2 separate regions of the Homo sapiens genome follow, and region 2 is linked to region 1. Evidence: read pairs that join two places in POLR2A ChIA-PET (ENCODE). Cell type or tissue: Panc1. All regions are shown on one strand. Each heading gives the region's core, and the rest is flanking DNA. Links, peaks and the distances in the headings are about the cores only. Region 1 overlaps RAD51B (RAD51 paralog B). Region 2 has its middle 8.1 kb from the start of ZFP36L1.

What was found. Peaks named below come from ENCODE experiments on the same cell type or tissue, not always from the same donor. Only the 100,000 strongest peaks of a DNase experiment are listed, where the experiment ranks them.
Region 2: POLR2A ChIA-PET joins it to region 1 with 5 read pairs; 3 of 35 experiments call an interaction of 5 or more read pairs at or near these places.

What each region holds. Positions count from the first base shown.
Region 1 is chr14:67,991,478-67,994,413 of GRCh38, reverse strand. All of the region lies in intron 7 of RAD51B (RAD51 paralog B), which reads right to left. Among named protein-coding and RNA genes, the nearest start is that of RAD51B, 170 kb to the right of the region's middle. In Panc1, for the core only: no CTCF peak of the experiment used is centred there; no DNase peak of the experiment used is centred there.
Region 2 is chr14:68,799,723-68,802,658 of GRCh38, reverse strand. No RefSeq gene overlaps it. Among named protein-coding and RNA genes, the nearest start is that of ZFP36L1, 8.1 kb to the right of the region's middle. In Panc1, for the core only: no CTCF peak of the experiment used is centred there; no DNase peak of the experiment used is centred there; H3K27ac peaks cover 416 bases.

The DNA of each region.
Region 1 (2,936 bases), core at 311-2,810:
GACCATGTAACCAGTGAATATGTTCAACTATTCATTTATCCTGCAGGCAATGTCTTTGTTGGCTTAATATTACAAAAGCTTTCTTTTTCAAGATCATTCTTGCCTACCTAGCAATGATGCACATTAAAATTAAAACCAGCTAAAAAATATTTATCTAAGAGAAAAAAATGGCTTTTTTTTCTTGAAAAAAACAGTGGTTAGTGTATATTTTTGGGCCCCTTAACAATATCTTATTTCTCCTTTCAAAAAGCAATATGGAAATTAACAACAGTCCAAAAAAGGAAAAGGAAGAAAATATAGAAAACTCTTAACAGTAAACAGAAACCTGAAAAAACAAATTCTACCTCAGCATTCAGTTTCAAAGCAATATTAATATTAAAGTACATAAAGGCATGATATTTTTATGGATACCTAATAGTTATAATACAGCTGTTATTATATATACTAACAGTTATATATTAAGTTATTAACATATAGTTGTTAGAATAGCTAGCATACAGCGTTAAAAATCAGTATTTTCCAGTGTTTCTTTTATACTTGTCTTTAGAGGTTACATCACAAAAAACAAAGTAATAATTGTTTACTAGAGAACCCTCATACACTGTTGACAGAATGTAAATTATTACCACCACTATGGAGAACAGTTTGGAGGGTCCTAAAACCACTAAAAATAGAGTTACAATATGATCTGGCAATCCCACTGCTAGGTATACATCCACAAAAAGGACATCAGTAAATCAAAGAGATATCTGCACTCCCATATTTATTGGAGACCTAGTCACAACAGCCGAGATTTGGAAGCACCCTAAGTGTCCATCAACACATGAATGGACAAAGAAAATGTGGTATATACACAAAACGGAGTAATATTCAGCCATAAAAAAGAATGAGATCCTGTCATTTGTGACAACATAAATGGAACTGGTGGTCATTATGTTAAGTGAAGTAAGCCAGACGCAGAAATACAAACTTCGCATGTTATCAGTTGTTTGTGGGAGCTAAAAATTAAAATAATTGAACTCATGGAAATAGAGAGTAGAATGATGGTGACCAGAGGCTGGGGAGTGTAGCGGGATGGAGGGAGGGTGGGATAGTTAGTGGCTACAAAAATATAATTAGATAGAATTAATAAAATATAGGGCTAAATAGCACAACAGGGTGAGTATAGTTTACAATAATTTTTTGTACATTTTAAAATAACTAAAAGATGGGGTATCCATACCCTCAAGCATGATTACCCTGATGTGATTATTACACATTGTGTATCTGTATCAAAATATCTCATGTACTCTATAAATATACAGAACTACTATGTACCAACAAAAATTAAAAATTAAAAAAATGTTTCTTGGATGATTAGAAGAAATGGAGCCTATTAACAGATTTTTAGGTAAATGGTCAGAGAAACTATAGTATATATCAACTTCCTAGTACCTAGCAGAGCGACCAGCACTTACCAGGTATCCGAAAAAATATTTATAAATTAATGAATGAGTAAAAAACAAATGAGTGAACAAACCAATGAACCTGGTTACTCTGATGTATCTGCACATATTCATTTCATAGCACTATCTTCTTATAGCTGCAGTGTGATCACCTTGTTTTTGACACTAATAAAAAAGTGCCAAATATAAATAATGCTTCCTAGAAAAAAAAAACATTTTTCCTTCTAAATACTTATGTTAAGTCCTTTTAACTTCATAAAGATATTTTAGGAGTAGATAAGAATAAAGCTTCTTGGAAAAGTAACAGGCATGTTTTGATAATAACATATACAGATGAATCCTGTTTATCAATTTATGGTCAAAGACATTCTCTGCCTCTTAGCCAAACGACAGAGAGTAAATTGGTATAAACAAGTAGGAAACACACCACCAAAAAGAGTAGACTGAATCTAAACATCAACTAGTTTTACCCCCTTTCTGATGAATAAATTTCTTCTATTACCACATACCCTTAAGGTAGTTTGGCAACACCCTGGAAAATTCACTACTTAACTCCCAGCACAGTCTATTTCATTTTTTAGACAGCTTTAAGGACCAGACAAATATTCTTTATATGGAGTCAAAATCCATCTTCATGTAACAATTGGTTGTCACTTTACCTTCTGGAGCTTCACAGTCTCATTCTAACCTTCCTTCCAAAGGGTTGCCCATCAAATATCAGGAGACAGCTATTATGACTCCTTATAGGCTTCTTTTTGTAGCTTTGTTATGTGAAAAACTTTAGCCATTTTCTTCTGGATGTGCTTGAAGCTTATCACTCTCAGACTGCGATAATCAGAACAAAATAGTCCGATGCATAGAATAAAGCGGGACTACTACTAATCTTATTCTAGACATTCTATTAATGTTCTAGACATTCCTAAGATCACAATGCATTTTTTTGAAAGAAACATGACAAAGTTGCCCATATTAAGTTTTCTGTTAACTTAGGAACGTTAAGCCTTTTTTCCTACCCCTACATCTAAGCCATTTCTCCTCTATTCTGTAATACATAGCATTATATATTATATTATAAACTTGTTCTCAGTAAATTTTATCTTGCTGGTTAAGCCTATCATCCTGATATTTTTAGAGCTTTTTTGACTCCTGTCTATATCAAAGAGATATCTGCACTCCTATGTTTATTGAGACTGTCTATATCACCCAATAATTTTGACTCCTGTCTATATCACCCAATAATTTAAGCCATCCTTCCTCAACTGTATATTATCTACAAATTTAATTAGTAGGCCAGCTATATTTCTTTTAACTCTTTGTTGATATATATAATGAAGGTGAAGACAGATTCCTATGGTATCCCAGAGTTCTCCTTCCAGGTTAACACAGACCATTAAATATCACTCTTTCAGATGGCTGTTCAGCCAGCTGCATAACAACATAACCGTATTTTTATATCATATCCCTCTCATCCATTCTGCCCACAGTGATATC
Region 2 (2,936 bases), core at 238-2,737, 810 kb before region 1:
CAAGCTGGGCCCACCAGCCTCGGCCTCCCAAAGTGCTGGGATTATAGGCATAAACCACCACACCGGGCCAACACCTTTTCCCATTGTTGCAAGCTCCTCTTCTGCTGAACTAACTTATAGGGCATTTAAAGGGATGAAGGCCTCCTTTAAAAAAATCAACTCTTCATTTCTGTCTTTTTCCTCTTTTTGGAACCAGATATTAAAGACTAGGACATTCAAAATCAATTACATACACCGGGAAAATTTGAAAATGAATGCCCATGCATGATCAGAGAAAGGCACAGGCTCAGAATAGATCTCAGAAGACCTCACATTTATACCTCAGGCTGATCCTTGGCACAGAGACAGCCTACAACAATAATTAAAAAAAAATTTACCAAACCCAGCAAACCTTGGTGAAGGGGGAGAATCTGATTTCCAGAGTAACCACATTATTAGATTGAAATGTCCAGTTTTCAACAACAACAAAAATCACAAGACATACGAAGAAACAGGAAAGCATGGCACATCCAAAAAATAAATCAACAGAAACTGTTCCTGAAAAATAACTGATGGAAGATCTACTGATAAAGACTTTAAAACAACTGTCTTAAAGATGCTCAAAGAACTAAATAAAGATATGGAGATGGTCAAGAAAGAGATGTATGAATAAAATGGGAATAACAATAAAGAGATAGCAAGCCTAAAGTGAAAGTAAAAAGAAACTCTGGAGCTGAAAAGTACAATAACTAAAATGAAAAATTCACTTTAGGATTCAAAGACAGTTTTGAGGAAGCAGGAAAAATAATCAGCAAATTTGAAGATAGGACACTGGAAATAATCAAGTCTGAGGAACAGAAAGGAAAAAGATTGAGGAAAGTGAAGAGAGCCTAAAGGACCTGTGGAACACCATTATATGCATACTGGGAGTCCCAGAAGAATAAGAGAGAGAAAAGGGGAAAGAATATCTGAAACTATGGCTAAAAACTTCTGAAATGTGATGAAAGACATGAATATGAACATCCAAGAAGTTCAATGAACTCCAAGTAAAATAAAGAAACCCACACCAGGATACATTATAATCAAACTCTCAAAAGTCAGAGACAAAAAGAGAATCTTGAAGCAGCAAAAGAGAAGTGACTCACATAAAATAGATTCTTTTTTTTTTTTTTAATTAAAGACATAAGGTCTTCCTTTGTTGCCCAAGCTGATCTTGAACTCCAGGTCTCAAGCAATCCTCCTGCCTTGGCCTCCCAAAGTGCTCGGATTTCAGGTGTGAGCCAATGCATCCAGCTACAAGGGATCCTTAATGAGATTATCAGCAAATTTCTCATCAGAAATTTTGGAGACCAGAGGCAGTGGGCCAACATATTTAAAATGTTAAAAGAAAAAAAAAAATCAAACAAGAATCCTGTATCTGGAAAAACTGTCCTTCAAAAGTGATGGAGAAAATGACATTCCCAAATAAACAAAAGCTGAGGGAATTCATTACCACTAGACTTGTCCTATAAGAAATGCCCCAAGGGTGTCCTGCAAAGTAAAATAAAGAACAGTAGATAGTAACTTGAAACCATATGAAGAAATGAGGATCTCAATAAAGGCAATTATAAGAGCTAGTATTATTGAAACAACAGTTTGTAAGTTTACTTTGTGACATAATTTAAGAGACTACTTTAAAAAACAATGATTAGTCTAAAAGCTTAAATTATTATAACTTTGGATTGTAATGCCACATTTGTTTTCTACAGAATTTAAAAGACTAACACACTTAAAATAATTATTAGTTTATATTTTTGGGCACAAAATGTATAAAGACATAATTATGTGACATCAATAATCAAAAGGGATGCAGATGCAGCTGTAAAGGAGCAGAATTTTTGTATGTTTTTGAAGTTAAGCTGTTATAAATTCAAATTACAGTGTTTTAACTTTAGGATGTTAAATGTAATCCCCATGGTAACCACAAAGAAAATACAGTAGTCCCCCCTTATCTGTGGTTTCACTTTCTGTAGTTTCAGTTATCCACAATTGACCACAGTCTGGAAATATTAAATGGAAAATTTCAGAAATAAACAATTCTTAAGTTTTAAATTGCATGCCATTCTAAGTAATATGATGAAATCTCGTGCCATCCTGCTCCATCCTGCTTGGGACATGAATCATCTCTTTGTCCAGTGTACCCACACCATATCTGCTACCTGCCCATCAGTCACTTGGTAGCCATCTCGGTTATCTAATTGACTGCTGTGGTATCACAGCACCTGTGTTCAAGGAATCTTTATTTTACTTAATAATGGCCCCAAAATGCAAGAGTAGTGATGCTGGCAATTTGGAGAGAACAAAGCAGTAAACTGCTTCAAGTGAAAAGGTGAAAATTCTCAACAAGGAAGAAGAATCATATGCTTATATTGCTAGGATCTATAGTATGAATGAAACTTTTATCCATGAAATTCTGAAGGAAAAAAAATGTCATAGTACATGCAGGGTTCAGTACTATCCCTGGTTTCCAGCATCTACTGGGGGTCTTGAAACATATCCTGTGTGGATAAAGGAAGGACTACTGTAGTTGTAGTATAGAAAGAAAATGTACCAAAGAAAATGAGAAAGGAATTTAAATGTTTCACTATGGAAAATCAAGTAACACAAAATAAGATAGTAGTATAGAAAAATGAGGAACAATACAACTCTAAGGCATCTAGAAAACGAATAACAGAATGACAGAATTAAGTCCCTTCTCATCAGTAGTTACTTTAAATGTTAATTAAGTGCCCCAATCAAAAGACAGTGATTGGCAGAATGGATAAACAAAAAACCTGATCCAACTATATGTTGCCTACAAAAGACTGACTTTAGATCTAAAGACACAAACAGATTGAAAGTACAAGGACAGAAAAAGATATTTCATGCAAATAGTAACCAAAAGAGAGCAGGAATGGCTATACTAATATTAGACAAAA